2 separate regions of the Homo sapiens genome follow, and region 1 is linked to region 2. A link is a contact called in ENCODE Hi-C or POLR2A ChIA-PET data. All regions are on one chromosome and are shown on one strand. Each heading gives the region's core, a stretch centred on a gene start or an enhancer-like site at or near the end of the contact. The rest is flanking DNA. Distances are from core to core; before and after follow the strand shown.

Region 1 (4,064 bases), core at 1,550-4,049, 140 kb before region 2:
TTGCCCTGCACATCACCATTTGCCTAAAGATTCTTCGGGATTCCCTTCAGTGCTGTCCTGGCAGGGACCCAGGAGTAGTGTCTCTGCAGAGAGAAGGGCAGAGGCAGAGAGACTGCTTGCTCAACAGCAGCTAGGCAGGGAGAGAAGCCGGGCGCTGAAGGAGCTGTATCTTCAATGTTCTGCTGTTGCAATGCACACCTTCATGAAATCCTTTTTAACTTTCACTTAGCGGTTTTCAGCGAGTCTTTGGCTATTGTCTTCCCTTGGCATCCTGGGCACCTTTTTGTAGTGTGGCGATGGAATGCTCTCTTTCCAAGATGAGGGATGAGAGTAACTCACATCCTTTGATGTTCCCTGCCCCACCCCCTCATGATTAGATTCAAGCAAGTTAAACACACACCAAGAGCAACCTGTGACATGATATAAGTCACAGAATTGCTGGCAGAAATGGGGTAGGGTGGGGCGGCCCCGCCCCCGCCCCCTCATTTTGGGCAGTTATGAGTGACACTCTGAATTGTTCGAGGTTTTTAAACTTGTGCCCTCCGTTCACAAGATCACTTCTTTCTGGCTACCACCCAAATTCGATGTCCAGAGCCAGCATGGGAGTCTGCCCCTCATCCCCGCCTAACTCACTGTCCATCCACCTGTGTCTCCTGAGTTCTTCCCATCCCACACATGGCTCAGCCTTGAATGTACCATAGCTCCCACAGTTAATGATATTGTCTTGAAAACGAAGAGATTTATGAATTTGGATACATCCTGGCCCCTTCAGAGGGACCATTATCTTGACTGTAGATCTTGGAGTTAGGTCTCTAAAGACAGGCCTGTGATTTGTGAGAAAGTCTCAAGGATATGCAGGTAACACCTACTGGAGTCACGCTTCACCAGTTCACATTTCTGAGCAGCACAGACAGGTCTGGCAGTCTTGGGCCTCACGTTGCTGGTCTTCTCCAGAGCAAGAAACAAGCTGGGCTCCAGGATCACACAAGCAGGGCCGCGACTGACACAGGGGTGCAGGCTGAGGCAGCTCCCATGTCTCTTGTGCTAATTCTTTTCTTTAATTTGCTCATAACTGAGGCTTGAGTAGCAGCCAGGAGGGTGAACCAAAGAAGGCAAGGGGCCAGCATAGACAGGGATGAGGTCAGCCCCGGGGGGAGGGACTGATGATGTGCACAGATGTCTGCCAGGGGTCCTAATGGCACCCAAGATCCTGGGTGTCTGTCTTAGGAGGGATGTTTGGTAGAGAGACAAGTGGCCAGTGGACACTGTGGATATGTGTGGTGGGGCAGATGAGTGGTCACAGAGAAATAAGGCTTAGGGGGACAGCGATCCAGTCATTGGCAGAGTGGAGTCCTAGGTAAGGCCCAGTTACAGAGGAATGTGGAGGCCACAGCCTGGGATGCGGGACTCTGCTGTTACAGCAGAATCATCAGCAAGGCTGCCCGCCTGCCCTGATGGTGAGCCGCTGGCCAGGCTCCAGATGGTCTCTCCGGAGAGGTGGGACTGGGCTTGGAATCACAAGGCTGAATCTCAGATGCGCAGGTGGTGGGGATGGTTAAGTTAGAACATCCAGGCATCCAGCAGGTCTTTACAGAGGCTTCAGCTGGTTTTTTGCTTTGTTTCTGTTTTGTTTAATAGTGTACAGCTTCATAGTGATCTACATATTCATGTATGGTTTAGAGCCAGGGAAGGTGTTATCATGATTGGAATTTAATTGGGTGTCTAGTAAGGAAAAAGCAAGGTAGAATGTTCCATGACATTTACAGGAAGAAGATAATGCCTGAAGGAGGCCTGGTACGAATGAGGGAATCCCTGTTTTCTAGTGGGAACTACCTCAAGGAAAAGGCACTCATCAGACACGTAGGAAATGAGTTCTCAGACTCAGACATCCCCAGCCTGCAGGTCCAGATGAGGGTACGTAATAATGTTCATACTCAGATATCCCAAGTGCATCGCCACCTACCTGCTGTCATGGATCCCAGTATCCCGCAGAGCCCCCCAGAAGTATTTCTGTAGGTCCCAGGGGGTGTCCACAGCAAGCTAACTTCCACTGGACATGACAGTGACTCCCATTGGGCCCCCAGGGGACACCACCGTTGAGGCTTTGGGGCCATCATGGTGTCCAGTGGTATTTCAGAGCTGTACGTTTCCCCACTGTCAACTTGTCACCTGGGACTTAAGCAACTCAGCTTTGAGCCCCGCCTTTCTACCAGCCTTGCAAAGCCCCTCTCCCACATCCTCCTTAGGCTTTCCCTCCAGGTAAACCCATGCAAATAAAGGTTTGGATATTTCACCTCAGACCTGGTTAGATCTCAGTTTTGACTAATTTCTTTTCCATGGGAGCACAGTTCAGAGATGAGGACAAAATCAACAAAATTCCAGTTACCTAATAATCTTTTGTGAACATAACTATAGTCATGCATCACTTAACGACGGGGATACATTCTGAGAAATTCGTCATTAGATTTTGTTATGTAAGTATTATGGAGTGTACTTACACAAACCTAGAAGGTGCAGCCTACTGCACACATAGGCTGTATGGGGTACAGTGTAGCCTATTGCTTCTAGGCCACAAACCTGCACAGCATGTTACTGTATTGAATACTGTAGGGAGTTGTAACACAATGTTAAGTACAGTATCTGAACATATCTAAACATACTTCATAAAAGTGGCAGCGTAGTAGGTTTGTTCACACCGCATCACCACAAATGCATGAGTAATGTGTTGCTCTGTGACTTTACACTGATGATAATGTCACTGGGTGATAGGTAGCTTTCAGCTCCACTATAATCTTATGGGACCATCATTGCATATGCAGTCTTTCTTTGACTGAAATGCCGTTGTGCAGTGCATGACTGTATTTTATAAGATGAGCCTAATTTGTGTTATACTTCTCGGGAATGAAGGCATACCCTGCAGTAGGTTTTGGATTCTGTGTTTGACAGATGTGGCTGCTTTTCTTTGCTTTCACTTTCCCCTAAAGGAAATAACAGTAGTAAGATGAAGAAAGAGGAAACTAGTAGTGAAAATTAAGCAGGTGAAATATTTATATAAGGCAGGACAGCTGTGGTCTAGACATTTACACAGAATTTTACTAGAGTAATTGCTTATCTCAGAATTCATTCAATATGCTAATTTCTCGTAGCAGATTGCCTGTCCGGCAATGCACATGGCATACAATTTTTGAAATTCTGCAGTGATGATGGAATAAGCATTTCTAACCCATTTCTCTGTTATAGCAATTGCCACATTGCCTGGTGTTTATACGTCTTTTCATCACTGCACTGAGTTACTATCAATTACTGGGTCTTTAGCTTTCTACTATATTTGGGATATAGAACAGAGTAAGTACTCAATACGTATTTTTGATGAATTAATGATAAAGAGAAAGAAATTCCATCAACAACGTATGTTATATTGTTTTTTCTCCAGAGGTAACTAACCTAACTTGATATATAGGCCACAACTTAACCTCAGTTGGCAGTGTTTTCCAGCTAGGTGACCAGAACTCTTTACTATCCATTATGATGATTTCTTGAAAGGGAGAAACTGACTAGGGTGGAGAATACTCCTTAGAAACAGAAGTTGGGTCCTAAGTAAATTGATGATTTAAAAATTATTTGGTGCAGGCCAAATATTCAGATAGGGAAAAGGAAAAAAGGAAACAAAAAGAGAAGGGATTTTAACGAGGTTGGTCATATCCTATACAAAATACAGTTTTAAACTCTTTAGCTTCCAGGAGCAGAAAACTGTAGGAAGTATGTAAATTATTCACGGTTACCTGGGAAACCCTTTCTGACAGGAACGGGGGAGATCACAGGGTTGGATGGAAATTCAAGCAGTCAAATTGTAATGTGTTTGTGTGTAAGTTTGCTTGTTTGTTTGCCACAGATGAGGAACAGGGAAAATTTCTGAAGGAAGGTAACATGAAAGGAAGAAAAAAGCTTGTCTGTACAGGGAAGGCAGAGAAACTTCAGGTCTCTTGAAGGTGTAATTTCCAAACCACTCTGTCCCTAGACCATCCTATTTGGAGTGACAGCAATAGTGGACCTCTGACCCGGGC
Region 2 (4,195 bases), core at 951-3,450:
ATTTTAGAAGGAGAACCTGGACTAGAAATTAAGAACTAGCCCAAGACTCTGTAACTGAGAAGTGGTAAAGCTGGGCGAGTCTGCATCCCAAGTCTCTCCATAAGAGAGTCCATTAGATTTCCCCGGAGCAGTTATTGTCATATACACACGCATGCAAGGACCAAGGAGCTCGGCCACATCCCGCAGGAGGTGCTTGGCAGGAGACACTCACTGGGAAGTACCAGGAGAAGTCACAGGGAGTGATGGGAATAAAAACCTGGGGGTGTTTTGAAACATCCCTGAGGACTTGGCGAGTATTTGATGTTAAAAAGCATTTCTTGCCTGCAAAACACGTGTCTCTAAGGAACTCTTACGTTGCCGACGTGTGCTGGCTAGGAGCTGGGCCCGGCGGGGGAGGCCCTCTCTCTCTCTGCCTCTGGCCCTGCCTCCATCAAGGCCTGGATTGGAGTTGTCTTTCCCAAGGCAGTAACTGTCAGAGGAACCATCTGGACTGGTTTCTTGTGACTGACTCTGAGGAACAGAAATCCCTCTGGGAGGAAATCACAGGCACAGCAGCAGCAGGGAGCGGCAACACTGGTGTTCACTGGCTGGGAGCTGGGGGAGGCACCGCTCAGAATGGCCCCACAGGAGCGTCAGGCCCAGGACAGACCGTTGTGAGAACGAGGAGGAGAACCTCCTCTCCTCCTCTGGGGAGTGCGTGTATGGTATTTGCGAAATAACAAAGGGAATAGATGGAGGGGGCGAAGAAGTGTCCAGAGCATTGTTAACTGATGGAGCCCCATCATCTGCACGATGGCTTTCTCAGTGGGCCCTGCCACGCTGCACTTTGCCCTCATTAGGCCAGCGTGCTTCCCTCCGGCTCCCATCGCTCATATCATGGGCCCATCCTAGCCTTGCCCTTTCTTCCTGTGCAGGCTCTGGGAATGCTGGAGGATTGCTTGAGCCTAGGAGTTTGAGATTGGCCTGGGCAACATAGCGAGACCCTGTCTCTACATGAAATCAAAAAATTAACTAGATGTGGTGGTGCATGCCTGTGGTCCCAGCTTTTCAGGAGGCTGAGGTGGAAGGATTGCTTGAGCCCAGAAGGTCGAGGCTGCAGTGAGCCATCATTGTGCCACTGCCACTGCACTCCAGCCTGGGTGACAGAGCAAGACCATGTCTCAAATAAATAAATAAATAAAAGGATCTCTTCTGTCTTCTGAGGTGACTCCTAGGATTCTAGAGCCAGAAGGAGCCTCAGAGCACATTTATTCCACTCCTGTCACTGGGGGCAAAAATGAGGCCAGTAGAGGTTAAATGACTCGCCCAGATTCACACAGTCATCACAGGAGCTTGGGCTGGCACCCAGGCCTCCTGCCTCCAGGCCTGTGTCCTCTTCTTGCATTAAGCCCAGAGCAGTTCATTAGGAAAACCGTATAGAGTCATGAGACCCTAAGTCTCATGATCAGAATTTCATCTTCTCTTCCCTTTTGGTTTTTTTTTTTTTTTTTTAACATAGAGAAGGTAAAGGGGGAAAATGATTTACTTAGTTTCCAGACCACTTATTTAAATCCTGCCCAATCTGACTTCCACTCCTCACTTCACTGTTGCAGCCAAAGCTAACTAATGCATCCGTGCTCCAGGGGAAGGAATCTCTTCCCATCCTCAGTCCAAAGTCAGAGTCCAAACTCTGAGGAGGGTAAAAGAAACACAGGAAATACAAGTCCCTCACCCCCACAGCCTCATTACACTCTCCAATAAGCCACAGGAGTAAAGGAGGAAGATGGGGCGGATGCGTAGGTATGGAGCGCCTACTCTGGGTGGCTGGCTCTGTATTAACACTCTACACGCCCCCTCATTCAGTCCTCACAAACCCTGGAAAGCAAGTTTTGTTCGCCTCACTCTGCAGATGGAGTTATTGAGGCGAGAAGGGTGATGTAAGCTGCCCAGAGTCGCACAGCTAGCAAAGGGCAGAGCAGGAATTAGAACCAAGTTTCTCTAGCTGCAAAGTCTGGTTCTCCACTCCACCATGCCCATTCACTTCTATATTTTCAGGAGAGGCCATGGAACCTGTCCTCACTTCCTCCTCCTCCTCCTGCCTTACTGTGCCTCTTGCCCGAGTCCAGCCCTACCCACTAAAGCATTGCACGTATTGACCCTCGCAGCCATGCACAGTGCCTCTGACGTGGGCAGCTCCAGACTGAGCTTCTGCATCAGACAAGCAGGAGACAGATGAGGAGTGAGCCGGGGAAACCCAGTGTTTGTTACTCTGAAAATGGAAGCTGCCCCGTGACAGCATCTTCTCTCCCGTTGAGTAATCCCTGCATGAATAGATGGCAGCTGCAGTGACTGCTGGTCATATGTGATCTATTCTGGGAGGTGTTGAGCGCACCATCCAAGAACATGAAGTCGCTGCTCTGTCACAGATGGAGAAGCAGACTATTGTGGATGTTGCAGGAGCTGGGATTTGGCTGGATCCCCTGGAAAGGTTTTATTTTGAGTGCAGAGCCTGTTTGGTTGCCAGGGTAAACCAAGTGGTTGTATGATAGAGGAATTCCAACCCTCGCTAACACTCTGACCCCTTGTGCCAGCTTTCCAATAAGGCTTGAGAGTTCTTTAGAAAATCTCCTTCTTGGCACACTTTGAACTGGAGAGCAGTGACACTCTTGGCAGTGCTTTTGGTACTTGTTAGTTGTATCACTTAAGTTGATCGGGAAAAGAAAATAATCACTGGGGAGGGACCCCTTTTAAACATTTATAGTTTTGAGAATGCTTCACTGATCCAGCCCTGACTATACTCAGCACCTATACATCCTTGTCTTTGGTCTAGGGGCTCTGGTAGGAGGCGGCATTGAAATATGCCATCCCCTCCCTGCTGTTGCATTCTGCCGTCCAGCCCAGCTCTCCCATTGGCCCACACGGGGCTGCCCCTCTGGCCCTGGCTCTCGGCTTCCACACAAGCAGCTACTCTTGTACAGGATGGTAAAGTTAGGTGGCATTCACACTGGAGCAGGGACCAGGATCCAAGTGAAAGTAAGTTTCAGGAAAAGCTTGAGTCATGTTTCCAGTTTCAAGAGCCAGGCTGAATCTCTCAGAAGGGGAGCTGACGGGCGGCAGTGGGAGAGTGGAAGAGGTGGGCCCTGGGCACAGCATGTACTATGGCATCGCTCATCACCTGCCAATGGCAGGGAGCGTGGGCTGTCTTATATTCTGTTTGCCCCTCTCAAGAGGTAAGCTCCTAGCAGGCAGGATAACCTGAAGCCCTCTGGTGGGCCCTGTAGTGCCGCACTGTACTAGACAAACAGCGCGTGTCAGTGTTCTCGGGGAGGTGGGAGAAATTATGCACTGAAGAGCAAATCTCGGGAGAACATGAGGTTCCACGTGGGGTGCGGTGTGGCTGACTTCATCGCCAAGCAAGTACCAGCCCCTCCTGCTGTCATGGGCGTACTAGGGAACAGTCCTTTGCTCAGCCGGCTCCTGGGTTTCTGCAGGACCTCAGCAGGCTGCTAACTCCCGGATGTGAGCTGGTTGAGGGCAGATACTGGGTCCCCTTCATGTGCTTCTCTGTGTCCAACTCAGTGACTGAAACATGCTGTTTGTTGAATAACTAAAGGAATCTATGAATAAACTGGTGACAATGGAAGCCCCAGAGGTTCAAACATTCTAAGATGCCTATACCAAAATCTTTAAAAAAAATCAAACTCTATCCAGTGACCAACTCATTTTAGCCAATACCCCAATGCAATGAAATTGTAGCACCAAAAAAATTTTTTTAGAATCTCTCTTCAAACTCCTTATAATGGGATTTGACCTCTCAGACTTAGTAATGGGCAATCTGGTTTACTTTGCCTATGAGTAGAAGCTGTGAAGTACATAAAAGAGAACTTTTGTTTGCCTCTAAAACTCCAGGTAGTCAGTGCAGCCTGTTCTGTCCTTCGGGGCAGGCTTCTTGTCCTGATGAGTGTGCCTGCGTGAGTTGGGGGAGGACAGTAGCAACCTCGTGGTGCCCACCCCGGCCCCCATGCTCTTACCCTTCCTTTCTTACCCTTGCAGCCATCCCATTTTCCCAGCCAGCTGTCTGGCTTCCCAGACCACCTTTTAATGCCCCTATAAGCAGGAAAGACATTAAATCGTCTGTGCCCCAGGCACAGCCCACCCCACTCACAGTCATTCTTCCTGTCCAGCTGTGCCCTCTGTTGGTGGAAGGGCAGAGCCA

What was found. Hi-C counts contacts between places; a loop is a spot of excess contacts on that map. ChIA-PET counts read pairs that join two places held with the same protein, here RNA polymerase II (POLR2A). Pooled maps may share reads with other maps.
Region 1: a loop to region 2 is called in a map of heart left ventricle, with 2.8 times the contacts of the local background. The contact joins two enhancer-like sites. A Hi-C loop is called at or near these places in 6 of 168 maps with a recorded cell type or tissue (Right ventricle myocardium inferior, gastrocnemius medialis, heart left ventricle and 1 more) and 9 of 50 pooled maps. POLR2A ChIA-PET finds 5 or more read pairs at or near these places in 1 of 52 experiments (activated T-cell).

Annotation. Positions count from the first base shown.
Region 1 is chr6:5,624,357-5,628,420 of GRCh38, forward strand. The region is part of intron 6 of FARS2 (phenylalanyl-tRNA synthetase 2, mitochondrial); the gene reads left to right. Among named protein-coding and RNA genes, the nearest start is that of FARS2-AS1, 170 kb to the left of the region's middle. RefSeq lists an enhancer at 2,794-3,063. Within about 2 kb of position 2,800, at least 3 of the 41 ENCODE cell types and tissues checked have a DNase peak (open chromatin) inside an H3K27ac peak, as active enhancers do.
Region 2 is chr6:5,762,296-5,766,490 of GRCh38, forward strand. The region is part of intron 6 of FARS2 (phenylalanyl-tRNA synthetase 2, mitochondrial); the gene reads left to right. Among named protein-coding and RNA genes, the nearest start is that of NRN1, 240 kb to the right of the region's middle. RefSeq lists an enhancer at 2,100-2,289. Within about 2 kb of position 2,201, at least 7 of the 41 ENCODE cell types and tissues checked have a DNase peak (open chromatin) inside an H3K27ac peak, as active enhancers do.